3 separate regions of the Mus musculus genome follow, and regions 2 and 3 are each linked to region 1. A link is a loop called in an ENCODE intact Hi-C map of the cell type or tissue named here. Cell type or tissue: left cerebral cortex. All regions are shown on one strand. Links, peaks and the distances in the headings refer to the core of each region. The heading gives the core; the rest is flanking DNA. Region 1 has its middle 94 kb from the start of Thsd7b. Region 2 has its middle 11 kb from the start of Gm23056. Region 3 overlaps Thsd7b (thrombospondin, type I, domain containing 7B).

Evidence for each region. Peaks named below come from ENCODE experiments on the same cell type or tissue, not always from the same donor. Only the 100,000 strongest peaks of a DNase experiment are listed, where the experiment ranks them.
Region 2: it touches region 1 in a loop (4-fold over the local background); 2 of 42 quality-filtered maps call a loop at or near these places.
Region 3: it touches region 1 in a loop (4-fold over the local background); 2 of 42 quality-filtered maps call a loop at or near these places.

What each region holds. Positions count from the first base shown.
Region 1 is chr1:129,174,443-129,184,912 of GRCm38, forward strand. No RefSeq gene overlaps it. Among named protein-coding and RNA genes, the nearest start is that of Thsd7b, 94 kb to the right of the region's middle. In left cerebral cortex, for the core only: no CTCF peak of the experiment used is centred there; a DNase peak (open chromatin) is centred at 6,133.
Region 2 is chr1:128,869,647-128,880,116 of GRCm38, forward strand. No RefSeq gene overlaps it. Among named protein-coding and RNA genes, the nearest start is that of Gm23056, 11 kb to the right of the region's middle. In left cerebral cortex, for the core only: a CTCF peak has its summit at 5,799 (motif pointing right); DNase peaks (open chromatin) are centred at 5,814 and 8,841.
Region 3 is chr1:129,480,270-129,490,739 of GRCm38, forward strand. The region is part of intron 2 of Thsd7b (thrombospondin, type I, domain containing 7B); the gene reads left to right. Among named protein-coding and RNA genes, the nearest start is that of Gm36347, 130 kb to the right of the region's middle. In left cerebral cortex, for the core only: a CTCF peak has its summit at 6,770 (motif pointing left); DNase peaks (open chromatin) are centred at 4,225 and 4,529.

The DNA of each region.
Region 1 (10,470 bases), core at 1,358-9,357:
TTCCTATGGGCTTGCAAACCCTTTCAGCTCCTTCAGCCCTTCCCCTAACTCCTCCATTGTGGTCCCCGTGCTCAATCTGGTAGTTAGATATCTCTTATATGGCTCCCTGTTAGTCTGCTACTGTTTTATGAAGGGGGTGAGATTGGTGGTTGTCATAGAAGTCTTCTCTGTACTTCTTTTAAACTATGCATCTGTAATCATCAATATCACTGAAAAAGCAGCTTCCTTGCTTTATTTTTTATTTTTTTATTAGATGTTTTCTTCATTTACATTTCAAATGCTACCCCTTTTCCTAGTTTTCTCTCCTTGCTTTTAACAGCCAGTGAGAACTCAGATCATGATGGGCTTTTACATATAATGTAATAGATAAATGTATGCTTGTATAATATATATATATATATATATATGGCCACTTATAAATATCATCTTAGTTGTAAAAATTCTTATACAACAGTAGCAAACCAAAATACAATGTATAAAAATTATATAATAAATAAGATTTATTATAAGATAGTTTCAATGTTTAAAAATTAGCTAGTAGAATAAACAATATTAATCACTGAAAGAAGAAACATCACCTGATCCAAGCAATTGGCATAGCAAAAGCATTCTATAAAACCCAAAGAGCATTCATGACTTTAAAAAGCATCACTTGCTGCTGTGCATGAGGACTAGGATTCAGCCCATATGACCCATGTGGTGGGAGGAGAGCACCAGCTTCCACAAGTTATTCTTTGATCTCCACTTGGATGCCATGGCAAGCACATACCACCCACCCAGCAAACAAATGTGTGTGTGTGCGCGTGTATGTATGTATGTGTGTATGTGTGTGTGTGTGTGTGTGTGTGTATGTGTGTGTATATGTGTGTGCATGTATATGTGTGTTTGAGTGTGTGTGTAAAATAAAACAAAGCTTAAAAATATCTCTGAAAAGAATAGACATAGAAGGAAGCTTTCCCAACCCAATAAAGACCGAGTACCAAAACCTTAAGACAAATGTCATACTTAAATTTGAATCTTCTATAGATACATTTATGAATGTGACAAGGATAAGCATACACATGAAACTGGAAGTTGCAGCCACTCCAATAAGGCAAGAAAAGATAAAAACATACAGACTGGCAATGAATAAACTATGTACAAATGACATGATTTCTACTTTACAAAAATTTCTAGAAAAAGTTAAAACAATAGAATTACTTGGTCAGTTAACAAAACTGTAAAAAATATTATCAATACACAAGAAATGTCACGTTTGTGTGTGATGATCTTGTTGCATGTATTAGTAACACATGAAACTAATAATTCAAACATGGTACCATTTGTAATTCCTTTCAGTGAATTGATACTTGGAAAAACATATACAAGATTTCTGATCTGCTTAGCTTACACAAATCAACATAATGCAACCAAGAGACATCAGAGAGGAGAGTGTCAACTGGGGAACTGTCCAGATCAGATGGCCTGTGGACATGTCTGTGGGAATGGTCTGGATTATTAGTTGATATGGGAGATACCAGTCCACTGTGTGCAGCACAATTTTCTAGGATGGTAGTCCTGGCTATGTAAGAAAGCTAGATAAACATGAACCATACCTTGAATTTCTGCCCAGAGTTCCCTGGAAGAATGACTGTAACCTGTAAGCTGAAACAAACCTTTTCCTCCCCTAAGCTGTTTCAGGCAATGATATTCTGTCACAGCAACAGAGAGACAAGAACAACTTGCTCAAAAATCACAAAATGTTGATGAAGGAAACCAAAGAAGACCGGAAGAAGTGCAGAAACAGATTTCCTTGTAGAGAAAGATCCAACGTGTTACAGATGTCAGTCCTCCAAAGTGATCCATGGGCTTAATGCATCCCCTGCCAGTGTCCCAGCAAGCATTTCCATCGTCAAGTTGATTCTAAAATTGATATGGAAATCAATATTAATTGATTAATTGATTAATTGATATTGCTTAGCCAATGTTAAGCAATGTCACATAAAATAATGAAGCCCGAAGAAACAGGTTTTCTCCAGTTAAGACTTGTCACATAGTTGTCTTCATTGACAGATAGTGTTTATGGGGAAATATGTGCACAGATCAGTAGAAAAGAATACCCAGAAATTATCCACAAGGATATGCTAAACTGTGTCCGTGTGTACGTGCATGTGCAGCCCGGTGGGCAACATCAGGTGTTTTGCTTACCTGATTGTTTCTGCCTTTATTTTGAGATGGAGTCTCATTTAGTTTGGATGTCGTTGATATGGCTAAGTCAACTTTGCTAACATATATGATAATTACACCATTTTATTTTTGTATTTATGGACTATTTTTAAAAATGTAAACTATCATGTCATTTGCATGCTTTCTTCATTTCTCTCTCCATATATGCTATATATTATATATAAATGTGTGGTATATAGTATATGTATATTATTTTCAGTATATCTATATCTACATCTATCTATCTATCTATCTATCTATCTATCTATCTATCTATCTATCTATCTATCTATCTTGAAGTGGCTACAACTTCTAGTTCCATGGAAATGTTTTCCCTGCTCTCAACACACAAATGATCTCCAAGGATCTATCTTCCTTTCTCTGCTGCCTCAGCATGACAGTTACAGACACATCCCACCACACCTGACTTTTTAGTTGGGTGCTGAAAATCCAAACACAAGCTCACCTGTTCTCATGGAAGACACTTTATGGACTGAGCTACTTTGCCAGCCCCTGACTTTTTTTTTTTTTTTTTTTTTTTTTTTTTTTTTTTTTTTTTTGAGAAACGCACAAAGTGGACTTTTCTAGATGTGTTCCTAGGTCATCTACAGCTTAAAAATAATTAATGCTAATCTAAATCTTTCAACTAATAAAACATTAATTTGAGAGAGATCATGAGCTTAAATGAGAAGCATAAAGACATAAGATTTTTATCTGCAGTATATAAAAATAATATGGAAGTTTCTTATGAACTAAAATCAGAACTATTGAAAGAGCTGCTTATACCATGCTTATACTTAACTCTGTTTATGTATCTGAAGAAACCCAAGGCAGCATAAATCACGATGCCTGCATACCTACATTTACTGAAGCACCATTCATGATGGCTACAGAATTGACCTAAGTCCCTATCCACAGATGAATGGATAAAGAAAATGCAGTATAAGTATGCAACAGAGTATTAAGTGCTCTTTAGCAGGAGCAAGATCCTCTCATTTGTGGAAAATTAAATGGAACTGGAGAACATTGTGTTAAGCCAAATAAACCAGACTAAAACAAGCATTGCACATGCCCTTCCTTTACCAACTCTCTCTCTCTCTCTCTCTCTCTCTCTCTCTCTCTCTCTTTCTTATGAGTGTATGTGTGTGTGTGTGTGTGTGTGTGTGTGTGTATGTGTGTGTGTGTTCATGCCATGGCACATATCTAGAAGTCAGTGGAAAACAGTCTTGGTGACCTACTAAGCTATTTGGGGCTAGGAACCAGGAAGGAGACTGTAGGGACTGGGGAGGGGAAACTTGTATGAGGAGGGGAGGGGAGGACTAGCATCAGGAACCCTGTATACTTGTGTAAAAATGGGATGAGACCCTTTATTTCATGTAATTAAGATGCATTAATAAAACATCTAAAATAGGGTATTAAACATTAGAGGAGGAAAATAAAAAGCAGGGAAATATTTAAAGTACAAAGGCTATCAAAATTGTTGGATTTGATATTGAAAAATGTAATCCATAAAGGAAAAAATTGAAGCATAATCTCATCAAAAAATAAAAAAAAAAATTCTGCTCTATGAAAGAGTATTCAGAAGAGGATTACAAAAAATACAACCGGAGAGAAAAATATCCATGAATGACACATCTATCAAAGTCTCCTCCTCTGAAATATGTATAAGAACAAGGGAGAAAAAAAGGCCTTTTCAATGCCAACACTTAAAAAAATCCATCTAATTTCAAAACGGATAAAGAATTAAAGAGGCTATGCAGGTGGCCTATAAGCATATGAAAAGATGCCCAACATCATTAGCCATCAGGTAAATGCAAATTTAAACCAAAGTGGGACATAAAATAACTAAAACAAGAAAGAGTGTCTGTGACAAATGCTGAGCGGTGGGAATGAGGCTGGTGATTCCCTGAGATGCTGGGGGCAACGCAAAACAATAGGGTACGTTGGAAAATGACCTAGCAATATTTTATAGAGCATCTACAGCTGCCATATACCTCAGGAAATACCTTTTTAAGAGATTAATATCAGAGAAACAAAACATTTTTTTCACAGAAAAATATAAACACAAATATTCAGAGTGGTTCAACCATGCAGATGTTCTTCAACAGGTGACTAGTGACACCTGTAACAGGACTAAGCAATGACAAGAGGCAAAAACGTTGGGACAGACAAGCAAATTATATTTAGTAGAGAAAACTAATTCCAAATGATCACATACTATGTGGTCTTGTTTTCACATTCTTAAGGTGACAAACTGAAAACAAATGACAGACTCCTGTAAAGCACGAGTCACTGAAAAGGCAGAAAAAGGGTAGGTAAAGGTATTTGCTTGTGATCCTGTATTACAGTTTTAAAAGATTTTTTTTATTAGGTTAAAAGATGTTTTATGTAGAGACTGTTGGCAAAATATACACCAGGGACATCTCTATCATTTAACACAACTGTGTGACTCTTCAAGTATTGCAGGGTAATAATAAAAAGAATCGAGGAAGTTTTGACAGCACCAATGGATAGATTTCCCACATCATCTTTCCTCTCAGAGTTTGATGAAGTTCAAATGAGGCCCATAGAACTCTAGTTTGTGACACTTTACATGTATCATCATGGCAGGCTCTAAAATCACCCGTGAGCCAAACCTCAGAACATATTATGTCCTTTGAGGTGGGAAGACATATCCTAAATGTGGGACCCCATTCCATAGACAGGGGTCAGAGGTTGCATAAAAAGGAGAAAGTAAGCTGACCATCAGCAGTCATCTCTGTTTCATGACTTTGAAGCTGCATAGAGCTCTGTTGCCACGCCTTCTCCACCATGATTGGAGGTGCCCTAAGCCTGTCCATCAAGCTAAACCTTTCCTTATTTAAGTTATGTCAGGAATTTTTTTCACAGCACTGAGACAAGTAATTAATACACTGTACTTTGAATACTTAGTCAGACTTGGAAAGTGATGACTCAATTGTGAGTTAGTTTGGGTGACAGGTCCTGGGGACACCGTGTGTCGAGTCACAAGTTTATGTATTCTGTTCCTCTAATTGTTATCTGACCTTGAAAGGCTTTCTAAGTCCATATATGGTGCCCATGATCCACTGGCACTGTACCTTTTTCTGTAAAAAAGGCACTTGTTATTTTCTGAACATTTCACTGCCCCAAGTGATGGTGTTGATACTGGTGGTTATGGTGCAAACACTCAAAATGTAAGAAATTTTCTGTAGCACATGCCTTTAATTTATTCATTTAAAATTTCTGTCTGTCTGTCTGTCCTTGTGTGTGTGTGTGTGTGTGTGTGTGTGTGTGTGTGTGTGTGTGTGTGTGCATGCCCCAATGAGTCCAGGTGCTTGTGGAGGTCAGAGGTGTTGCAGCACCCCCCCTCTCCCCCCCCCCAAGCGAGTTACAGGTAATTGCAAGCTACTGAATATGGATTATGGATGCTGGGAATCAAAATCAGGTCCTCTGGAAGAGCAGGAAGCCCTCTCAACCACTGAGCCATCTCTTCAGCTCAATTTATTCTTTAAAATTTACATACATTCATGCAGTGTATGTTGGTCATGTCCATCCTCCCTCCCTCCCTTAAACTCTCCAGGGGACCCACCGCTCTCCCCCAACAACACAGCTCTCTCTCTCAACTCCATGTCATCTTCTTATTTTTTTAAATAACTCACTGAGTTTCAAAAGAAATTTCTGTGTACCCATGGGTGAGGGCAGAGCCACTCAGGCATGGGTAACTACTAGTTGGTACAGCCTTCTCTAAAGCAACTCCCCCTCTCCCAGTAGCTTATAACTAGCAACAGCTAATTGGCTTTGTTAGATTCTGATTCAGTTATTCAGGTTCCCAAATAGATAAGATGACAAAATTTCCATGTCTATTTTCAACCTGAATCTGCACAGAATCTGAGTGTGGGGGAAGAACGGAGGAATGTATCCTGCCGTCTTTTCTTGCATAAATCATAGCTACTGGCTTATCCATGCTGAACATATGTTTGGTAACAGTTATGAGATGAGCATATGTTGTTTTAGGAGATTATTTAAATCTTACTCTAAATCCAAAGGAATCTTTTCAGCATATAAAGAGGCCCATGAAGCACTAAGCAACCCAGAATGGTGACATGAATTCTAGCTATTTTCTCCTGATTGCATCAAGCCATGTAGGTTTATTGGATTTAACATTTGTCATCTCCGTCAGTCCACTACCCTTATGAGAAGCTATTTTATTTAGATCAGAGGTTGTTACTTTTAATTGTCAGTGATTAGGATTAATTACTGTATTAGTTTCATTATAATCATGATTTATGACTGTTAGACATAGATAAAAAGTGGTATTTTGGAGGTCCTGATGAGGGTCAGGAATCATACTGAAGTCACTATTTTCAGTGCCTGTCATGGCTCAGTCACTCTGCTAGGCACAGGTCTGCAAAGGAAGATAACTGCTGAATGCTATGCAATCAGCATAATTTGTGAATAGTCTTATCTTTGTAATAGTGAACAAAGGAGCTGGGGAGATGGTTCAGCCAGTAAGGTGCCTGCCGTATAAGCAGGAGAACCCCGTGTTTAGATCCTTTGTATGTGTAAGGCTGGCCACAGTAGCAAATACGCACAGATTTGGCATTGGAGAGAAGGAGGCAGGAGAATGCCTGGGGCTTGCTGGTCAACCAGTTTAGTTGACTTAGTAAGCTCCAGATTCAGTGACTAACCCTCTCTCAAAAAATAAGATGGAGCTATTGAGGGAAACACTTGATATCAAACATATGCACATATGCACGTATACACGTGAACACACATACACACATATGTACCACATGCACGTGTACACACACCCCTTTACCAGCAGCATAATTTTTATGTATTTTAAACATTTGTCCTTATACCTCCAGATAAGTGTAGCCCTCATCACTCACTAAGGAAGTGTCTTTTTTTGCAACAAATAGAGGCCATTACAAAAAACCACAGACAATCTAAATGCAGACTTGTGGAGCCCATTCCCAATGGAGGCATCTACACAATACACCTACACCTAATGCTTGGGGAATGTTGGGGAAGAGGGAGTAGAAATATCATAAGAGCCAGAGGACCAGGGTGTTTGTTGTGAGTTTGTGTCTCCTACTAATGTCATGATACACACCCATAAAGTCTCACTAACATGACTGTCTAGCCACAGACAGCAAAATATACACCCTCACATTTAGACTAGGTTAAAGGAGCCTATTAGGCCTCAACCCTGCACAAAGAACTAACCACTGGCAACTAAGGAACACCAAGGGTGTGAAAAGTAGTCTTTCACAGGGAAGAGCATACCAATTAGTTATCAAATGATAAGCTATAAAAACATACATATCACTGACATTACACAGACTGAGCAGGCAAGATTTAGAAATATATGTGCATATACATATACTTATATGCATGTAGTAACAATGCAAATGAGGACAATAATTTTTTGGAAATGGAGAAAGGGAAGGGAGACTGGATGTGACTGAACTATAATCTCAAAAATCAACAAACAGAAAAAAATAAGAAAAGAGTTAATATTGCTAGACAGCAGAAACCATCTCGAATGATTCAGGACTGTTTTCAGATTATTAATGGTTTCAACCCTCTGTTTTCTCCCCCCTCTTCCCATATAAACACTGAGTTCTCCCTGTGGGACTGTGAAGCCATCCATTCCTAAAGCCCCTAACAATGCTCTTCACACATGTGCCACGATCCCACCCTCTCCTATTCTCTCCATGCCACCAAGAGACATAACCTCTCCCTGCCCACTTCCTCACCACTCGGAACGATGGAAGAGGCTTCCATCTCCTGTCCAGGGCTCATTCTGTCAAGGGAGATTATCCCAGCCTTCACTGTCTCCTCTGTAATTTTGCTTCAGCAATTGTCTTTTCTCCCCTATAACTTCAACCTTCTCCTGCCCTCCTTCATGAAAACATGCTCAACTCTCTCCTTCCCTAAATAGAATTTTTGGATCTCTTTAATGCTCCCTTCCAGCCTGTGACCTATTTCTTTCTTCTCTCTTCATCAAAATTTTATGAAAAAGCAGTCAACAGCATCGCTCTGACTTCCTCTTCACTCGTTCACTGTTGCAATGTGGCTTATCTGTTGCAGCTAACTTCCAAGAACGTTCATAATTTTGCTCACCTGCTGCACTTAAGGTCTCTACCATAAGTGTTCAGACTCCTAGATGCCTTGAGTGGACCTGTCTGACTCAACTCCAGACACGTGTTCACCGTTTTGAGTACATGCATGAAACTCTAAGACATTTGAAGTTTCTTTGTATGTCTTACTCAACCTCTAGTCTTGTGACTTAAGCAGTCACAAAGATTTGATGCTTGCTTGCTTAAGGAGTAGATCAATAAACATATGCATAGCAGAATCTCAGATCTATATGTACTCTATTTATTTTCTTTTTTTATTAGATATTTCCTTTATTTACATTTCAAATGTTATCCCTGTTGTTGGTATCCCCTTGGAAAACCCCCATTCCCTCTCACTGCTCACCAACTCAGCCACTCCTGCTTCCTGGCCTTGGCATTCCCCTACACTGCGGTATAGACCCTTCACAGGACCAATGGCCTCTCCTCCCTTTGATAACTGACAAGGCCATCCTCTCCTGTATATGTAGCTGGAGCTATGAGTCCCACCATGTGTACTCTTTTGTTGGTGGTTTAGTCCTCTGAGGGTACTTGTTTCATATTGTTGTTCCTCCTATAGGGGTGCAAACCCCTTCAGCTCCTTGGGTTCTTTCTCTAGTTCCTCCATTGGAGACCCTATGCTCAGGCCAATGGTTGGCTGAGAACATCTACTTCTGTATTTGTCAGGCACTGGTAGAGCCCCCTCAGGAGACAGCTATATCAGGCTTCTGTCAGCAAGATTTGTTGGCATCCACAATAGTGTCTCGGTTTGGTGACTGTATGTGGGATGGATCCCCTGGTGGGGCAGTCTCTGGATGATGACTTTTTCTTCAGTTTCTGTTTCACACTTTGTCTCTGTAACTCCTCCCATGGGTATTTTGTTCCCCCTTCTAAAAGAACTGGAGTACCCTCAGTTTGGTCTTCCTTCTTCTTGAGCTTCATGTGGTCTGTGAACTGTATCTTGGGTATTCTGAGCTTCTGGGCTAATATCTATTTATGAGTGAGTGAATATCATGTCTGTTCTTTTGTGATTGGGTTACGATGATTTAAAAAAGTTACAAATCCAAATATGTATTGAGTATCTAGATTTTTTTTAAAAAAAATCTCCAACTCAATTTTATAATAATGGAAATGTTTCCCCAAAACTGATTTGTGAGTCACTATAAATATCACAGTTATCAATTTCATTAGATCATGGGTAAAGGGGAATTTTAAAAGCCTTTTGAGAGGCATGCCTGCTACAGTATGGCATGGGCAGGCCTTAGACACATAGGGACCCACTTGCCACCTCACCATGTGCTGTAGACAACAGGAGTATACTCAGAGACCCACCTTCCACCATGCCACATGGGTGGGCTGTAGATACCTAAAGGCCCACTGCTGCCAGGCCAAAAGTTGTGGGCAGAGGAGGTCACCCAGAGGTCTGACAGCCATGTACTCAACCCATAATGGAAACCACAACAATGTGCAAGTATGTGGTGGATAGATGTATGAGAAAGACAAGAGGAATAGTTTGAGAATTATGAAGAAAGATGGAACTGGAGATTGAGGATAGGGAGAAATAGCCTGTTGTGACTTGCCAGCCCTACTATCTGAGACCATGCTTAATTCCCAGGCAGTGCTGTCACTGAGGACCAGGTCTGTACTCATTCAATGACGGGTCAGTGTGGATGTCTGTGACTCATAGTACCACTAGAGACCATTGGAACATACCTGGTGTCTTAGTCAGGGTTTCTATTCCTGCACAAACATCATGACCAAGAAGCAAGTTGGGGAGGAAAGGGTTTATTTGGCTTACACTTCCATACTGCTGTTCATCACCAAAGGAAGTCAGGACTGGAATTCAAGCAGGTCAGGGAGCAGGAGCTGATGCAGAGGCCATAGAGGGATGTTCTTTACTGGCTTGCCTCTCTTGGCTTGCTCAGCCTGCTCTCTTATAAAACCAAGACTACCAGCCCAGAGATGGTCCTACCCACAAGGGGCCTTTCCCCCTTGATCACTAATTGAGAAAATGCCTTACAGTTGGATCTCATGGAGGCATTTCCTCAACTGAAGCTCCTTTCTCTTTGGTAACTCCGGCTGTGTCAAGTTGACACAAAACTAGCCAGTACAATTGACCCCTTGTCAACTTGACACACAAACA
Region 2 (10,470 bases), core at 1,455-9,454, 300 kb before region 1:
TTCATGAGCCTTAATAAACCTCTTCCCCCACTAGAAATTACTTTAACCCAGAGGAAACAGGTACAGAAAAAAGTGGTGTTGTACAAAGAATACATTATAGGACCTGTAGATGCAGCTCAGTTGGTGAAGCAGATGCCTAGCATACATGAAGCCCTGGGCTTATTCTCATAAACCAGGCATGGGGGTGCACATCTGTAATCCCAACACTGGGTATAGAGGCAGGCAGATCAGAAATTCAAGGTCACCCTCCTCTACATAGCAAGTTGAGAGCTACCTACACATGAGTCCCTACAAAACCCAACCCAACCCAACCCAACTCAACCCAACCCAACAGCAACCCAACAGCAAGCCAACACCAAACCAACCCCCAAACAAATGGCGGGGGGGGGGGAAATAAATGATGTGCTATTGCAAATATAGTGAGATGAAAACTTTGTCCTGTTACACTCTTGGAACCTTGGGTGTCCTTGAGCAAGTCTTCCTACTTAAGCTGTCAGTGGGATAAGCAGAGGTGGTTCCTTGGGGGGGGGGGGAGGTCTATTTCTAGTCATTCCAGATACAGAAAACAACCGTACTCCAAAGAACAGAACAGTTCCATCCATGTTCACCTTGGTCAACCAGTGAGTTTATTGATTAAAAGTGAATAATCACCTTTGGAGATGCTAGTCAAACTGTTCTCTTAGGAAAAGTAGAAAGCCATTTGCCAGAGTGGATGGAAATAAAGGTTATTATTTCTTAGAAGAGAATGGAACTCTAAGAAGGTGGATTGTTGGGTTTGGAACACACACACACACACACACACACACACACGCACACGCACACGCACACGCACACACATACACACGGGGTGGAGGGCTGCTCTCTGGATGCTGAGTTTCTTGTGTACTGAGATGCAGATGGGTCAGAACCCACTGCACTGACAGCCCCGATGCTATCTGTTTTGTTATCACTCAGAGCTGGCTTCTGCTGCCGCTGTGGCTGACACCCATAGATTGCTCAGCTCACCTGGGAGTGGATGGTCTCGTATCTGATCCTGCTTTCTGTGTATTGGGGGATGGCAGATGATTTTTAATGTTGAAAAGTCAAACATCATGAACTGTTTCACCCACTGTCAGCTCAGACTGTCCAAATTTCATGTTTGATGATGGGGAGACAGAAGATAAGGACAAATGTGTGCTTTCCGTGGCTCTCAGTTCCCTTCTCGGCCCCCTCAGTTTGACATTTGGTTTCTTTCTGGTCGTATGTGGGCACTCCACGACAGGTGCCCATTACTGTGGGTGTGTGTGTGTCCTGTGTTTCCAGACAGAATCTTTGTCTGAAACTTGCCAGACAAGCCTGGCTGGCTGGTCAGTGAGTCCAGCGATCCGTTTATCTCTGTTTCCCTAGTGCTGAGATTTGGAGTGGGTACCCTCCTGCCCAGTTTTCAGAACATGGGTTCTGAGGCTCAGACTCAGGTCCTCTTGCTTGAATGGCATACAAGGATGACCTTGACCTTCTGAAGTGTCCTGCCCCAAGTGCTGGGATTATAGGCCTGCACCAACCACACCCAATTCATGTGGTGCTGGCGCTCCAACCCAGGGCTTCATGCCTGCTGGATCAGCTCTCAGTCAAGGGACTGCCTGCATCTCTAGTCTTGAACACTGGTTTCCCTCTTAGAATTCAGCATCTCAGAGAAGCAAGATTCAGCTGGTTGAGGCCACACGACTACTTTCTAGCAAGGCAACCGAAAGCAAGAGCACAGGGGACTGACTCCCTTGGCTGCCTGCAGCTTCTAGCACATGGGAACAGTCCCTTAGTTTTATAACGTAGCTCTTGCAAGGGATGCTGTGCTGGGGGCTTCTTTCCACCCAGGTAGGAAGAAGTGTTAGGATGTGAGGGCTGTGCGTTCCGTGAGGAGGAGACTCAAGATCAAAGGCAAAGTTATTACAGGGTTGAGCCGAGAGTCTCAGAGCCGCAGTTTGTGATGGTGAAATGCCTTTGAGAAGGGCCAAGTCCTTCATGTAAAAGCTCCTTTAATCCCTCTGGTTTATGTGGATGTAAGTGCTATTTCCTGATAGAAATATGAGCCCACCTAGTTCCTGGGCTGTGGGTCTTTGCACCCCTGTCAGGCTCCAGGGTCCAATCTGCTGCAGCAACATGGGGCTTAACAGGTGGATCCTCTGAATTCCCATGGAAATCAAGGTCTCCTCCTGGGGCCAGGCTTGTCCAGGTACTGAGTGAGGCCAAAGCAATTATGTGGCCTGTGGCTAAGGTGGCTGCAGGTCACCAGCTAAGTGACACCTGTGGAGAAGTGGCTGCATACAGCAGCTTGCAGCTGAGATACCTCTGTGCCTCAGCCCCAGAGTAAAACTTTGCAAAGGATGTTGGTAAGATGTCCACAAATGTAGAACTTTGAACACCCCCAGGGTCCCCACCTGATTTGTTTTCTGTTGCAAACACACATAAATATATACCACTGGGGATGTCTATCAGGAGGACAGCAGCAGCTGAAGTGTCTTCCTTGCTTAGAACAGGCTCACAGACCCAGTAGAACAAAATGTACACCCCTCCACAGGTGGCCAGCAACTCTTCCATGATCTAACCTTACCACCCTCTGGGCCTGGCCCTCCCCTCTGACTTAGCCTGTGATTCGGCCACCTTGGCTTCTCTCAGTTGCTGGAAGTTTTTCCTGCCTCTTGGTGTTTATTGGGGTTTGCCTTGGACCTGGGGTTGGCAAAGGTCTCTGCTATTCAGATCTCAGCTCACCTGTCACTTGCCTGTCTTTGGAGTTCCAGAGCGCTGCTGCCTGCCTTCTGTTCTGGACTCCCCTCATGTGCTGGCTCTATAATAATTATTCAGACCCTCCACAGTGATGTCCTGTGTCTGGTCAGCTCTACACAGGAGATCTTATAGGTTCTGTAGAGCTTATCTAAGCAACTTGAAGTCCTAGGGCAGTGCTGGGCATGGAGTCTGCTCTGTATGTCAGTGCTCCCTCTGTATGTCCAGTTCCCATGCTCCAGTCTCTCTCCCACAAGCTTGTGTTATATATCTATTTCTATTTCTCTATCTCTCTGTCTCTATCTATCTATCTATCTATCTATCTATCTATCTATCTATCTATCTATCTATCTATCAATTTATCTGTCAATCAATCTATCTACCTACCTATCTTGTGTTATATCGGCATTTGCTGTCAGGAATCAATCTGTGGACCTGGATGTAGCTCAGTTAGTAGTGTGCTTGCCTACCATGTGGGAGGCACTTCCCAGAATTTGATCCCCAGAATTGTGTAAACCAGTTGTAGTGGCTGACAGGCTCTCTTAACAGGTCAAGCATTGCAAACACGGCTCTTGCAGGTCTTGCCCTTCCCTGCTTCCCTCCCACTTGCTTAACTGTTAAATTACATTCCTAGAGAAAGCCCCCAAGGTTTCCCCCCCTTATTTGGCCACTTCCTTGTGCCTAACTTATTCTTGAGACAAAACACCAAGATCTAACTATCAAAATACCAAGGCCCAGCAATCAAAATTCATTATCTGGCTAGATCAGCTCAACTTGTCCAATCCAGTTTTTAACCAACTCACCCTAACACAGACTTCCCCCTTAAAAACTAGAGACACCTGATGCTGCCTTTGTCCGCTAAGAGGTAGACCCTCACACCCACCCAGTGTCCCTCCAGGGTAATCTTCTCCTTTGTGCTGAGAACTTTGTGTCTGGGTGTGTTCCGTGCCTACTCCAAGGCCCCAGTCAGCGGTACTTTCTCTGTAATTCCAGGGAGGTGGGAGGATCGGGAGGGATCAGGGATGTTCTGGGGACTTGGCTCAGAGTTAAGGTGATTGTCCCACAAGCGTGAGGACAAGAATTCAGACTGTAGAACCCACCTAAATGCTGGGTGAGAGGTGCGGCCCATCTGTAATCCTAGCCCTGGCAGGCGGAGACAGTGGATGCCCAGAATAGGCTGTCTGGTGAGAAGAGCCAGGTTGATAAACTCAGTTTGCTGGAGGCTCTGCCTCAGTGAATAAGGTGAAAGGGCCATTGAATTATTCTCAGCACTGACCTTGGGCCTCCTTGTGCACGTGAACATGCACATTCATACATGCACACCCACAGCCTTGTGCACCTACACATATGCAAACATGCATACACATGTGCACACCACACATTAAAAAAATGAAAAAATAAGAAATTATTTTCATCTTTGGCTACATATAGAACTTGAGGTTAGCCTTGGGTCCCTGAGACCCTGATTTACACACACACACACACACACACACACACACACACACACACAGAGAGAGAGAGAGAGAGAGAGAGAGAGAGAGAGAGAGAGAGAGGAGGGGCAGGGACAGAGAGAGACAGAGACAGAGAGAGAGAGACAGAGACAAAGACATAGACAGAGTCAGCGAGAGACTCACAGAGTGATTTATTTGTTTTGTATTTATTCTCTATCTCCTCAAGGCTGTTAGCGGTCTGAGTAATTGGAAGTGCATGTGATCTCATGTGTATTCCTTAGAAGGTGAGAACTGACTGACCCGGACCTCAGCCATGGCTTCCTTTCCTTCCCAGGTCCTGCCTGGTTTCCCACCTGTGTGGTGAAGGTTGAGGCCATTAGAGGTTCTGTTTTCAAAATCACTTAGGGCTGTTAGAACGGAAGATATCAGAAAGAGTTCCAGTGTGACCCCGCAGGCCTGCTTCCGGTTATACCGTTAAGAATGGATCACACTGTGCCGCAGCAGCAGGGTTACAGGAGCCAGAGATCAGATCAGGTGCTGCAGCTGCTTCCAGAAGGGCTGCATAGAAATGGCTACACACACCGTCAAAGGAAGGAAATCCCACCACACGCTGGAACCCGCTAAGTCACGTGGACTTCATGTTACTGTACGAGGGCCCTGGAAGAGCAGAACTCAGAGACAGAGAGAAGAGAGCTTGTCAGAGCTGAGGGGAGGGCGATGGAGAGCTCTTTAAAAGAAAAAGTTCAGTTTTCCAGAGAGAATCAGTCCTGGGAGATGTTTCCCAGTGTGAAGACACTGGACAGTATTAAACAGGGCCCCCTGCAGTGGCAGGTCTGTGTTAGTCCTAGTATTTAGTATGTCTGTGTATGTTTGATGTGCGTGTGGGCACGTGTGACATGGTGTGTGTAGAGTCTGGAGGATGGCTTTGTGGACGCTGTCTCCTTCCACCTCCACATGGGCTCCGGGATCAAACTCCGGGATCCTCGGGTTTGCGTGACTTTGCCCCCTCAGCCATCTCCTCTGCTCTCATGCCAATATTTTAACCACGATAAATTCATTAATGACACAGAGAAAAGGGATATGGATTTCAGAGATCCTGGATTGAAGGGAGTGAGTGAATGTTGACATTTGACCCTGAGCCCCAGAGACTGACAGGACCCCGATGCTCAAGAGCCCTTTTCTGAATAACGTTTAAGTGTCTGTTCCATCTCCAGCGCTAAATGAATCTGGCATGGTGGAGCGCTCTCTTGCCTGTAATCTCAGCACTCAGGAGGTGGAGGCAGGAGAATCATAAGTTCAGGGCAGATGTTCTGTTACATTCAAGGCCAGTCTGGGCTAAATGAGACCTTGTTTAAAAAGTAACATATTAAAAACAAATAAACAAAAATGTGTTTGGTTTAGACTTGGGACATTTGAAATTTGCCTCATTCTTGTAAAGCTTTAACTGTTTGGAGAAAAGTATCCCTCTCCAGGGTCCTCTCCTTAGGGCGTTTTTAATGCTCTCGAATGCTGATGCTTCTCAGACGTGTGTATTCGTTTTCTCTTGGCTTTTATTTTTTTTCTTGCTCTGTAGGTGCATTACTCTAACTGACCACAAGGTGGCAGGACAGGCACTTGGATTTTGCCAGCCACCGTGGTACCTAGAGTTGTTGCGGGGCTTTACGGGTTTGCCTGTAGATGAGGGTGGGGTTTCAGCTCATTTGAATAGTCAAATGGTCCAAGGTAGAACTGGATACATTTAGTGCTTGAAAACCCTTTGAATGACTGGAAGGGAGTGTGTGACAATACAATATCCGGTGATAATTGATGGGTGTTTTAAGTTTAGATTTGTCTGTCCACTTAGGCTTTGCCTGAGAGAAGGAACTCAGTTTATTAAAAATGACTGAGTTTTAAAATATTTGAAAATTTCAACTTTTACAAAAACTTCTTATTGATTCTTTTTGAGTTTCACATCCTGCAGTCCAATCCTACGCATCTCCCTCCATATCTGCCCTCTGCCCTGGCAACCTCCTTGCACAAAGAAAACAAATACCCAAAAAGCAAAGAAAAAAAACCCCAAGCCCCCAACCCTCTTGCCATGATAACAGTGTGTGTCACACAGTCAGTATACCCTTTTGCCAAACACCTTTTCTTGCTAATAAATCACTGGTCTGATTTGAGGCCTCTGGCTTCTGCAGAGGAGCCTCACTAGGACTTTTCTTGAATATCCTGTTGTTGCCTGTATTATGGAGGTCCTGCAGCTTTGGTTTCACAGGACTGGCTCCTTCATGTGTTCTAAGAGCAGTTTGTAGATGGAGTAGATGTTAGGGTGGACCAGTTCAAAGCCCTGGTGTGTGTGTGTGTGTGTGTGTGTGTGTGTGAATGTATGGATGTGAAGGTATGCAGGTCACGGGACATGTGTGGGTCCACCTGGGTTCTGCACTTAGGTCATCAGGCTTGGTGGCAAGTACATTAACTCTCTCACCTGCCCCAGAATAATTTATTTAAAATTTTATACAAATACATATTGTATATTGAGCACATTCCCCTATGCCCTCTTCCCTGTCCCCCTTTCTCCTAGTTAATCTCAGGCCCTAGATGGATTCTCTCCTGCTTTTATGGCTCAGACACAATTTTACATATCTACATAAAATCTAGGAACTACAAATGAAAACTTACGGTTTTTGTTCTTCTGAGACTGGCTTAATTTGCTGAGCAAGCTTCTCTCCAAGTGAGCACATTTCCTGATAATGACGTAACTCTGTTCTCTTCATGGATGAAAAAGAGAGGCATTGTGCACACACACACACACACACACACACACACACACACACACACACACATTTATGGATGGACTTTTAAGCTTTCATACATGCATATGTTATATGGTGAGCATACTGCTCGCATCTCCCACCCCTCTTCCATTCCTCTGTCTGTTAGTCCCCTTTAGCATCGTAGAGAGTTTATTTCTACTTTCATGTCATATATATCTATATATCAACATGTATATATATATATAATCTTAAGCATCTCTGTAAAAATCTAAGACCCATAAATGAGAGAAAACACAGGTATTTGTCTTTCTGAGGCTGACTTAATTGCATTACTATATACATCTCTGACCACACTTAGCTGACTGCAGAGGACGTGACTTCATCATTCTCTATGGTGCAGGCATCCCACTGTGTGGAAAAGCCATAGTTTCCTCACACATTGCCACGTTGCTTGGTCCCATAACTTAGCTTGTGTGCAGACTGCTGCAGTACACATGGGTGTTCAAGTATCCCTGTGATGGGTTGGCTTTGAGTCCTTTGGGGAAAAATGCTCAGGAGTGTGGGACAGCTGGGTCACACTGAGGACATATTGTTATTGTTTTCTGGGAACTATCCATGTTGCTTTTCAGAGTCGCTGTCCTAATCTGCAGTCCTGTTGTGTCATACTAAGAAGTTTAAATTTCATTTTATTCTACACACACGTGAACGCATGTATCCTGGTAGTTGTGTGGTGGTCAGAGGGCAAGTTATAGCCCTTGGTTCTTCTCTCCTTCTATCATGTGGGTCCCAGGGTTCGAATCCAGACTTTCAGGCTTGACTACATGGGCTTCTAGACCCTGAATCACCTTGCTGGTCCATGTTCCACATTTTTAAAGTGGATTTAAAAAAACCCATAATTTAAGTGTGCTGTATGCTTGTGATTCAGGCTACCACACTGGTGCTTTCTGATGATTTAGAGCTCCCGAGGGCACGGGGAGAAATTCAGCACAGCAGGAGGCTCCCAACAGCTCAGGCTGGGGGCAAGGCAGACCTGGCTAGATTCTCTCTCAGTCTCTCAGGAGATGCAGTTCTTGGCACAAGTCCCTCATGCCATCTGAAGCTTGGTCCCTCTTCTGTGGGAAGGGGATATGAATTCCAGCCTTATGGGAAAACAGAAGCAGTCATTCACTCGCTCACTCATTCCTCACCAACAGGATTGTGAGGATAAAGAGACAGTTAGGTACCATTCTGCACAGCAGGGTGGGAAAGAGTTGGGAGGGGCTGTTCTTAGTTCCAGAGGAAAGGTACCATTTGCAAGTGGTGCTCTGCAGGCTGGGAAACAAGGCCAAAGTGGGAGCTAGAGGACACTGATACCCAGCAGGGACTTGAGAGTCTGGACAGTCTAGCGGTGTGGTTTGCAGTAAGCAGAGTTTACTATCAGAGACAATCATCTATCTGCTGGTTCTGTGACCCAGTGGGTAGGGTGCTTGCCATGAATGCACAGAGCCTTGTATTTGACCCACCCAGCACTGAGTTAACTCAGCATGATGACACACATCTGTATTCACAGCATTCAAGACATGGAGGATCAAAAGTTCATGGTCATCGATAGATTATACAGTGAATTGAGACCAGCTTGGACTATAAGAGGCTATGCCTTAAAACGAAATCGAAACAAACTAAAACAAGTATCCAGCAACACAAAACACAACAAGCTATAGAAGGCCTTCCTTTGGAATTCCATGGACCCAGTACTTCTTGGGGAATACAGGCTTGGCTGTGCTGAGCTGAGCTGAGTTGATGTTCATGGGTGAAATGCAGGTCTGAAGTTATAAAATAGACACTTTCTTTAGGGATGGTGTGGCTCATATCCTCCCCACACTGTCTGCTTCCATCCACCCACCTGCCTGGCTTACAAGCCCTGCTCCTGTAGGCAGGAGATTGGCAGCCAAAACTGTAGTGTCTAGAACATTGGCTTACTGTGTGGCTATGATAGCTGTTATTGTCCTTTCTTTCTTAAGGGCTGAGATGGTTCTAAGGCTGTTTAGAAGAATAAAGGAAAATCCAGGGTCCAGTTTACTGGCTAGATGTCATTTGGGGGCACCTTAAAACATTTTTAACAATTTCATGCACATTTATATAGAACTTTGGTAATTTTTATCCCGTTAGTTATCCTCTCTCTCACCTCTCTCCATCCTTTCTCATTTGAGTCTCCCTTTCCAACAAGTATTTTTTTCTTTTTTTCTATTTTCATTTGTGCATGTGTGTGTTTATGTGTGTATGTATGTATCTGGAGTGTATGTGTGTGTATGTGTGTGTGTTTGACCCACTGAGTTTAACTGGAATTGCTTACATGAGTGAGCCTGGGGTAGGAGTTATCTATAGGAGCGACACCCCTCCTCCACTGACCATTAATTACCAATATTCACCCCTTCCCCAGGTAGGGATATGGTCTTGTGTAACCCCTCCATTAGGGGGTCTTCTCGCATAGGTCCTTTTGGCATGGCTGGGGCTCAGAGACTGAGTGAGGCTGGCTAAGTTAGCATTTGCACGCAGGGCTTTGATTCTGAGCCATGCTTGGCTTCTTTCAAAAAGCCCCATGCAAATTCTCTCTAAAGTACCATTTTTTCCCAGACAGAATAGAGAACTATTGTTGGGGGCTGTGAGCCTGGGGTTCTGTGATAATAGCATTTTTACGAAGAAAAATCACTTCCCCATCGTTTGCACAGTTGAGAACATGAAACCTACTATTGAGACATTCTGGTTAAAATGAAGCATTATCTGGTGAGATGGGCCTACCTGTGGGAGTCTGTGGGAAGGCAGGTGAGCAGGGGTTTGCAGGTCCTTTTGGAAATGAGTTGGTAAAAACCATTTGTCCATCCAAAAATGATTAAATGTAATCATAGCTCTGTTGAGAAGCCCTGGCCTCACCTAAGTGGCAGGTAAAAGTGGGTAATTCACCATCTTCAAAAGAGAAGGGCAGAGGAGACCTGTGAGGGGTGGCAAGGGAAGGCAGAGAGGAAGAAAACAAGATTCATGAAGTCTGGTCTAAAGGTGATCAAGCCAGACTCTAGAGTTCCTTTTAGGGGCTTAATTAAGGGTGTTGTCATCTGTAGGTGACTGTGAGTTGTTAGTGTGATTGCACATGTTATTGAACATGGGCCCTTCTGAGTCAGGAGCCAAGAAGTGGGAAGACTGCTGCTGGTAGAGGGGTCTGGGATGAAGGACTTAGAGAGAGGCCACTGTGCTCTTCATTCTTGAACAAAGTGGGGAGCAGGTACTGCCAATTACTCTCCATATTTTCCTCTTTGCTCCACTAACAGTTTTATTTTGAGAACTATTAAGTAACCTCAGATGAAGAGAATAATGTAGCCCAGTGGCTTCCTGCCTGAGAGATCTACTTGGGTATCTTAGAAACTTGAAAAGCTGGTAACCCTTCCCTGACCATTTAAGTCACTAAATCAACATCTTGGAGTAGAAATGTGGTTTCTGTACTTTTGAAGCTCACTGGCTGGTTCCAAGCTACAGAA
Region 3 (10,470 bases), core at 1,041-9,040, 310 kb after region 1:
GGATACAATCTAATTTTTCCTCTGGGGAAAAAAAAAACCTCACTGTGGTGGAAGTGGATTGTGTCATAACATGGTCTGCCTCTCTACCAGAGGTAAACAGCTATAATCAGCATAGGGCCCAGAGAAGGCAGAGCAAAGTCCTGGAAACCAGGACTCCTCTCTGGGAACCCAGGCACCACTGCCTACATACTCTTGGGAGAGGAAGTCAGAAACAGGGGTGAAAAGTCCACCTTTACCCCCAGGGCAGAGCCCAGGATGAGTGGGATCTGGTCTGCCTGGGAAAGAGTACAGAATGCCAGAGGGACTGGAGATGAGAAAACCTTTGGGAGTCTTAGGTGCTGCTCTTTGGGGCTAAGGTCTTTTCCATGGTGATCTTTAATGAGGCAGGTCTCTGACATAATCTGTGCTCCTTCATATTGCTTTATATGGTGGTGGAGGTGAATGCATACACTTTGTTCACATTTAACAAGGGATTATATACTTCAGGAGAAAGGGCATGGGGATACCCAGGAAGTGAAGATCATTGGATGAAGGCTTACCATACATAAATGCCTCATTAGCATGGGGAAGAATTTCAGGAATCTCAGGTGCTAGCTGAATGGGTTCTTATTGGGAGAAAGGAAGTTGTACCTATGATAACCAAGGCTAGGAGACATTTTGTACATTCTTCAGGTAGAGATATTGTTTTGTGTTTTGTTTTTTGTTTTTTGTTTTTTGTTTTGTTTTGTTTTGTTTTGTTTTGTCTTGTTTGTTTGTTTGTTTTTTAAAATCCCAGACCAGGTCAGAGAAGGAGAAGCCCTGCCAATGGAGGGAGTTCTCTATATAATGTTGAGCCCCAGAAGGCTATCTGGTCAATGGTAGACTTTGACCTTAATTAGTGGAGTTTTCCCACAAGATTGTATATAGTATGTATGTATGTATGTATGTATGTATGTATGTAAGACAGCCAGATGACAGCTAGTGCTTAGAAGGGCTGAGAAACGAAAGGAATGACAATCGTCTGACTTAGTTTTGACACATTTTCCAGTTGTTTCTGGGTCACCAAGCTAAAATGCTTGGTTTCATAGCAAGACATACCTGGGATTTCTTTCCATGAGCTCCTCTTTATATCTGGAAGTCAGGAGGGATGGAAAGGGAGAGGGGAACAATTGGTTTGTCCACAGTCAGCCTTGGGCTATTCTTACAACTTTTCTTATAGGCATACAATTTTCAATATTCTAAAAGCATCTTTAGTGGAACACAGCATGTTTGTGTTTAAGATTATAATCAGCCAGCTTCTAACAGGTAACCGCACCCCTGGTCTGCCTCAAAAAATAAGAATTTAATGGGCTCATTTTGAAGAGACATTCTCAATATGAAAAACTGGTTATTTCTTTTTGGTCCATGATTGATAGAGGAAATAAGCATATTTTACACATACATTTCAATACCCGGAGTTCAGAACTGGTCAATATACTTCTTATTTTGATTTAAAGAAGTATAACATTAAGAGATACAAATAGGAAGAGAAATAATGTTTTAATAGAAAAAGTAATAAAAAAGTTGATTACAAATTTTAAAGAACCTAACTCAAATATGTCTACACAATGGGTTGACAGGAAGTGTCATAAAACATAATACATGCAAATGGAAAAAAATGCATGGGAACTTCAAGATGCTATTTTCCCTCTTTATTTTAATCATAAAATCTTGAAATTGTTCTATGAACATGAGTGAGCTAAAGAAACATCAGCAGAATATTAGTTACTAGAGAAACAGAAATGAAATCTAGGGGTGAGATTTATCATCTTCTTGCTTTAACTTGAACCCCTGCTGTACTGTAAACGTAATAACCATCAACATGAAAAATGTAACAGATTGATAATGCCATTGAGTTTTAATTAAACCACTGAAATGAAAAGGGCCCAGATGGATAACTGGGAAATGTAGTTATCCTTTATGAAATGAGCAGGAGTGCCTGTTTGCTCAGTTCCTTAGGAATTAATGTTCTGCCAAAAATAGTGCCCCGTCAGAAGACTTCCTAGAAATTAATCATTTCAGTTTACAAAACAGATGGCCACTTTACTTTACTCAGCTTAGTTTTAAAACACTTATCACTCAAAATCAGCTATTGTCTCCGTCCTGGCTTGGCCATCCCACGTCTGAGGCTTTCTACTTAAATGCACCAATACTAGTAAAGTATATGAGTTATTTTTTTGTCTGGGAAGTCATTGGTCTGACGTATTTTCTTCAAAACATCAGGGATCAGTGTGTGATTCTTAATCAGCTGAAGGTTCGGTGAATTTGCAAATAGAAGTAAATTAAATTTCAGCCAGAGAATCCATCCCATTGAGAAGCTTTCGCCCCCTTGTCACATTAGGAGCCTCCCATACTGGGTCAGCAAGGACTTGAAGAAATGGTGCTCTTACTTAGTAGTTTGATGGGAATTTGTATTGGCTATTTAAGATTTAGCAGCTAAGGCTCTCAGACATCTGTAGGACATATTGCTGGTGTCTATACCAGTAGATCGCTAATCTGATTTCCAACCACAGCCTTAGGTGTGCCTGTGGGGCAGTGCTTGCTGTGTAGCTGTTGTAAACTTGTGCATATTTCCAGGTCTGAACCCTGTCAAATGACTATATAAAGATGACCTTTACCCAGTAGCAGAACTGGACTTAAACGTTGAATTAGAAAGGTAACATTTTCATGACAGCTACAGAGAAATGGCCCATATGAGTGTAAGCACAGAACAATTCTGTTGTTCTTTTCTACTACTAAACTATTTAGGATGCAGAAGAAGATAAGCCTTGCAAAGAGCATGAAACAAAGCATTGGCTATGTCTGACACCATGAGAAAGTAATCTCTTAGATATGCTTGTTTATTGAAGCATTTGTGATCTAACTAGGAAGACAGCAGAACTAAGAAAGAATAACAAATTGGCATGCAACAGAGTTTATGTGGCTGCTGTAAGAATTCAAGGAAGAGAGAGCTCAGTCAGAGTTGCCTATAAAAATAGAACAGAGTTGGAACGTTTGACTATGTGGAATTATTGGATTTAATGGAGAGGTAGACTATTTGAGGCAATGAGATTAGCATAACCAGAGGCATGGCAGAGAATGTGCCATGGCCAGGCAATTTTAAGTACTCTAAAAGAAACACTCGTTTCCTAGAAACATTAGCTTCTTAGAAGAAAAAGGAATAGTAGCAGATAAGGTTAGCAAGATAAGGGGGAACATGAATCTGAAGAAGCTACAATGCTAAGTGGCAGTGATTTGATGTTTAAATGACAAGCAAGGCAAAAGCTCTTGTTGATTTTTAAGGTGGTGAGTGATGGAAATGCGTAGTGTGGGGAGGACAGGTTAATCTGAAATTGGTACTCAGCTATTGTGTCTGAAGTTACTCAGGCTGATAATGTAGTTGAAGACCAAATAATCATTTGTAACTTTAAACAGATCTAAAGGTATATCAACCCCAGATAGTGGGAAATCCACACTATTGGCAAGGTCTTATCCTTGCCGTCATCTGTGTCTGCTCTGGGAGATGGCCCAGATCCCAGTGGACAGTGTACAAGGCACTCATTCATTCATGAAGGCTATCTCAGTGTTGGCCAGTAAGATTGACTTTCCAGATTTTTGTCTGATTGGTTAGGAAAAAGTCTGTTTTCCTCATATCATAAAATGGAAATCCAGGTCTAAGGAGATGTTTCATTTGGAAAAGTGCCTGTTGGATAATTATGGAAACTTGAGATTGGTCAATAAAACCTATATACAAGTTGGTCATGGAGGAGTGTCTGTAGTCCCAGGACTGATGGTTAAGGGAAGAGACAAGCACATCAATGGAGTTCACTGGTCCACTAGTCTGGTTAATCAGGGTGCTTCAGGGTCAATGAAAGACACTGTCTCAAAAAATAAGGCAGAGGACTGGCAAGATGGATGAGTGCTGCCTTGCCAGATGATCTAATTTACTCTATGGGAACTACATGGTAGAAGAAAAGAAATCTGACTCTTGTAGATATTGTCCTCTGATCTTTACATGTGTGTCATGGCATGTTGTCATGTGCATAATAAAAATATTAAGATGAGGCTTAAATGAGGAAGATCAGCCTTGGATCTCTGACTTCCACATATATAAATACACTTGTGGGTGTGTACCTCTGCACCCAAACCCACATGCATATGCTACCAGTCCTCCCCCATGACCGTATCTCTCTGCCAACTATTATTATAACTTCCCAGAATACAAGTCTGAGAGACAAAGCCAGAATTCAGAAAGAAGTTGTGATTATATCAAGCACTAGAGAGTTGGAAAGGAAACATATGCATATGTGTGAATATGTATATTTATGCACGTAAACATTCTGCAAATATTGGTACTGCACTAGAATACAAGCCTAACTAGCCACATTTTGCAGATGAGGACATCAATGCTCAGAAGACTGAGCTGCATGGCTAAGGCTAAATATATACTTACAAAGTCGATTAAGAATTGAAACCTAAATTTGGTTCCAAATAAGCACCATTCTCTGTTGTAAGATTGTCTGTCCTCTCAGAGACTGTGGGTCCTGTTCCAGACGTGAGATTATGCTAATCATGTGAACTGCACTTTCTTGGTTCTTCCCTCCCTCGGCAAAGACATATTCTTGGAAACAGAACTACTGTGGTATGCCTCTGTGCTGCAGAAAGATTGAGGGCATTTGTTCCCCATGTCTCCAGTATCTCTAGTAGTATAAAATGTAGGACAGTCTACCTTCTAGGAACAATATTGTAAAGAGTGTTTAGTTAAACACTGGCCAGTAAATAAAAAAAAAATCTACATAACCCAGGAAATGTTCCATACTAAAAACAAAAACAGTAAACTATTATTGTCCAAGCAGAAAAGTAAAATAACAGAAGGAAAAGGAGGAAGAGGAAGAGGGAGAAGAAGGAAAAGTTATTGTTTTAGTAGAAGGAAACAGTCGTAGAGATTGTGATTCATCTTCATAGTGAATTTTTTTGGTACAGCCTTATAGCCTTGACATGAGAGCTTTTTTTTGTTTTGTTTTGTTTTGTTTTGTTTTGTTTTTTTGTTTTGTTTTTTTTCAAGACAGGGTTTCTCCATGTAGCCCTGGCTGTCCTGGAACTAACTTTGTAGACCAGGCTGGCCTCGAACTCAGAAATCTGCCTGCCTCTGCCTCCCAAGTGCTGGGATTAAAGGCGTGAGCCACCACGCCCGGCTGACATGAGAGCTTTTGCTTGTCTTATTGTGTCCTGTTTTGTCCTGTTTGTTTATGGTCTTTTTGAGGCCTGCTCTTTTATTAAGGGAGATGAAGAGGGAAATGGATCTGGGTAAGAGGAGAGTTAGAGGGGTGCTGGGAGGAGGGGATTATTTTGGAGGGTAGGGAGCTGTAGATGGGATGTTTGTATGGCAAGAGAATCCATTTTCAATGAAATAATATAATATGGAGGGTAACTCTGGGTATTTTTGAATTATCATTAGGGAAAATTTACTAGAGCCAAATATTTTTAAATTTTTTGTTTACTTTTTAATTGTGTGTGTGTGTGTGTGTGTGTGTGTGTGTGTGTGGTCTATGTGTATGGGTTTGAGTGTGCATGTATGTCTGTGTGTATATGTGTCTCTGTGTATGTATATGTATGTTTGCCTGTGTGTTGAGTATGTCTGTGTGTATATATATATATGTATATATATATGTGTGTGTGTGTGTGTGTGTGTGCAAGTGTATGCTATGCATATGTGTGTAATCTCTGCATATGTTTTGTGTGCATGTATGTGTGTGTATGTACATGCATGTGTGTGTGTGTGTGTTTGTGTGTGTGTGTGTGTGTGTGTTTGTTGTGTGTAAAGATTGAGATAAGTTGTGAACATTCAATTGGTTCTCTAAGCGGTAATAAGAAGAAAACAGATCTCTCTGCCTACAGTGTTACCAATGGTTATGATCTTCCCAATATAGTCCTGGGAACTGAATCCTGATCTTCTTTAAGAACAGTGCACACAAATTATCCCGAGCCATTCTCAGCTCTATGATTACTATTCTAAAAAAGCTTAATGTAGACAATTCTGGTTCTGATCATTGACAAGTACACTTGTGGATTACATTTTTCTTGATAAATACCCAGTCCTTTGCATACGAGTGCGAGTGCTCAACTATGGAGAATTTTCTGACTTTAGGATGGTCTAAAATAACGTAGTGAAAACTTAACTTGAAAATTTGAACTTTTTCTTGGGTTAACCATTTCTTGGGTTAGCCTTCCTGTGATTAGATAATCCCAAGGCTATCCGATAAGAGATGGTGAACCAACACTCTTCAGTTCACTTTCACTGGGCTGGAAATCTTGGTAGATGAGGTATATTAAAGGCATTTTCAACTCAGGACCTTTCTGACTTAAAAGTTGTTTTATTAGGAGATATGCCTATTGTAAATCAAAAGATATATGTGAATATATCTCAGTTTAGAAGTCTTCTGTAATTTAATTACTTGCCTGAATTTAACCCAAAAGTTCAATAGTTCATGAAGCTCACTTTGGGTAATAATGAGACAAAATATTGCTTATTTTCTTTCTCAAGCATATTTACTAAAAGTTACAAGAATTATAGAGAGTGGAAAGGGATAGTAGGGGCTGGAGAGGTAGCCCAGTGTTTCAGAGTATGTTATTCTTCCAGAAGACCTGTGTTAAGTTCCCAGAATGCATATCTAGCAGGTCAAAACTGTCTCTAACTGTAGCTGTAGGGGATCTAACACTCTCTTCTGACCTCTGGAGGCACTGTGTGTATATGCACAAACCCATACATGGACATACATACATACACATAATAAATTATTAAAAATAAATTAGTAAATTAATAAATAACAATAGTCTTTTTAAAGAGAAAAGGAGCATAGTTAGTTAAATGACTAAACCATAAACCTAATTCTTCAGTCAGAATTATTTGAATTGGGAAAAGAAGATTCAGGAAACTTGAAAATACGGTGAAGTTCTGTAGCAGAAGAGATGGAAGAAAGTCCGAAGCTTGGCAGTTCCTGCCCTGCCCACAGTGGGTGGTAACAGCTAGGAGAGACTGTGCACTGCTAGAGCATTGCCTCCAGAAGCAAGAACCATGAGAGGATAACAGGATTTATGTCTGATTTCTGATATTTGGACAATATCTTAATATTAATTCTTGCTCATGGAGTAATTTCTCCATTTATAGTCTCTCCATCTGAAATGCTGCCTCTTTGTCAGCCTCTCTTTCCTATTCAATATTTTTCTTGATGAGTTCTTCACAAGAAAATAAAGGACAAGTTCAGCTCTATTGTGATGGCTGCCTTTTGGCTATCACAAACCATTCTTGGCTGGTGGGAAGATTGCTGATATACTTCTTTAATATATTGCTAAAGGATTTCTATTATTATAATACTCTCTTATGTAGTCAATTACTTGTTCTTCTTTATTACTTTATATCATTTATCCTTCATCATTGTCATAGAAATCAAGGGCTTACTCACACTATTGTATCCTAGTTGTAATTGTGTGAACCAAATGGTAAATCTAGTTGAAAATTTTGCCCTGTTCTTCATCTCTTTTACTAGCCTAAATGTAAGAGAGCCCAGTGTGAAACCAGGTGTGTCTTCCAGGCTTGTAATAGCTCCTGTGTGCTATTAACTGTGCATTCTGAGCTACAAGTGTGTTAGCTTCCCCATTGAACAAAAACACATCAGCTCAAAATTCAGACTGTTTGCCAGGCAGCTTTTCTTCATAAGCCCTGTTCACACAAAAGGCATTAGTCTAATTAAATTAGGGGCTATTAAATCTACAAATTAGCATACTAAGTTAGAAAAAATCAATATCTTATTAGCTTCAGAATCTTTTATCTAACTCCTCTTGAATTTTGTTTCTGAACTTTTTTTGGTAGTAAACGACATGAGAATTGATTTAAAGCTTTCCAAAAATTGGTGATCAATAATTGTTTTCTAGTCACAGAGAAATTCATTAACTGCCACACTTACTGCACTGACACACATTCTTATTGAAGTCTCTTCTAATCACCACATTATTCTTGGCTAGAAACACATTAGCTATAAAAATTCATGAAATGAGAAACATAACATTATAAAGACTGTGTTTAGGTATAGTCGTTAATGGATTGTGCAGAGCGGTGGAACGCTCTCTCAATTCCAGTAAAAATAAATTTATGTCTTCCATTGTTCTACACTTAAACATGGATAGCTCTGTGCCTTTATCACTGCATAAACAAATTATTGCCAAATGAATGTGTAGGCCCTCGAATTTTTTATATTTCTCTCAAAATGTAGGAAGCTCATACTTCCCCTGGATGAAGGTACACAGTAATTGCTCATATTCTAGGGATGGTGGAAATTTGAAAAAGAAGAGATTATTTAGTAGCAAGTACTTGAGAAAATGACTATACCGCAGCGATGATAAGGACTGGGCATACGTGCTACTTTTTAATTTTGGTTTTAAAGATTTTCTCTGATGTGTCTTTGTGTGAGTGTATGTCACGTTGTACAGGTACTTGTAGAGGCCATGAGAGTGTCAGATCCCCTGGAACTGGAGTTACCTGTTGTTGTGAGATGCCCAGTGCAGATTTTGGGAATTGTACTTGAGATTTCTGAAACAGTAGTAAGTATTCAGACGTACTGAGCCAATTCTCCAGACCCCAAGCTATAATAGAATTTAAAATATGATTTCTCTTTTGGGGTGTATTTACAGTTTTAATAATTTTAGCCTATTGCAAAAATGTCTACCAGTTTATTCCATAAAAGGTGAAATAATTTGTATTTATATTTTTTCCAAAGTCACACCAGAAAATTAACTAATTCATATACAAATTAGTACTGACTTTGTGATTCATTATTTCTGGAGCTTTCAAGAAACCTTTAAAGTTATAGTCGCTTTAAAGACATTTATATTTCTACATTACTTACCAGGACTATGATCCTGGGAAGGGACTTAGGGATTGAAAGAAAATTGCCTGATGTGGAAGGGGAAGGGCCTGAGGTTTTTCTTTTTTCTTTGATTTTTTTAAAAGATTTATTTATTATTATATCTAAGTACACTGTTGCTGTCTTCAGACACTCCAGAAGAGGGCATCAGATCTCATTACAGATGGTTGTGAGCCACCATGTGGTTGCTGTGATTTGAACTCAGGACCTTTTGAAAGAGCAGTCAATGCTCTTAACTGCTGAGCCATCTCGCTAGCCCCCTTTCTTTATTTTTTAATTGGTTATTTTCTTCACTTATATTTCAAATGTTATCCCCCTTTTCCAGTCCCCCCCAAACCTCCATCCCATTCCCCATCCCCCCTTGCCTCTATGAAGGTGTTCCCCCATCCATCCACCCACACCCACCTCCCCGCCCTGGCATTCAGCTACACTGGGCCAATCAAGCCTTCACAGGACCAAGGGCCTCCCCTCCCATTGTCCAACAAGGCCATCCTCTGCTACATATGCATCTGGAGCTATGGATTGCTCCACGTGTACTCTTTGGTTGGTGGTTTAGTCTCTGGTCACAGCCAACCTTTGGACTGAGCATGGGGTCCCCAATGGAGGAGTTAGAGAAAGGACAGAAGGAGCTGAAGGGGTTTGCAACCCCATAGGAAGAACAACAATATCAACCAAACAGACCTGCCCCCCACCCCTGCCAGAGGACCTGAGTTCTGATTCACAGAACCATGTAATGAAAGGCAAGAAAGACACTCACTTATGATCTCAGAGGTGTAGATCCATGGGTCTTATTTACCAGCCCATAGGGGAGCTGCAGATTCAGTGAAAAGCTATCTAAAAAGTATAAGATAGTGGAAGATATCTGAATGTCCACATCTGAATTACACACACACACACACACACACACACACACACACACACACACTGTAACACTACATACATACACATTGTCTCATATATATGTGTGTGTGTATGTGTATATATATATATATATATATATATATATATATAAAATCACACTATACAGACAAATACTGAACAAACACACTGTGACGGTACATATACACACATTGTCACATATACATGGTCACATTACACACATACTTAACATACACACAAACATGCACACCTAACACATATACACACATGTAACATATTTGTTCCATGTACAAAGTGACATTACAGACACAAATACATATATATATACACATACATACAGAGAGATAATTTCCCTTCCCTTAAAAATCTAATATTTTCACTTTGACTTAATCCCATCTTTTCAAAATACAGCAATTTTATTTATTTCCTGTATATTTGTTTTTTGGTATATTTACTGTTTCAAAGGGGTGGCATGCACAGGACTTATTATTATTATTTCTTTTAGTCAAACATAATGTTATCTTCTTTTCTTATAGCAAGGATTAGACTGTACCCTGAAACACACTTTCCTTTTGCTCATCCCTGTGAAGGTTGCACTTAAGGTCTCAGTGTATAGACAGGGCTTTGGAAGGGAAGAACACAAGGAGGGTTCAGTTGAAGCTGCCTCCATTGC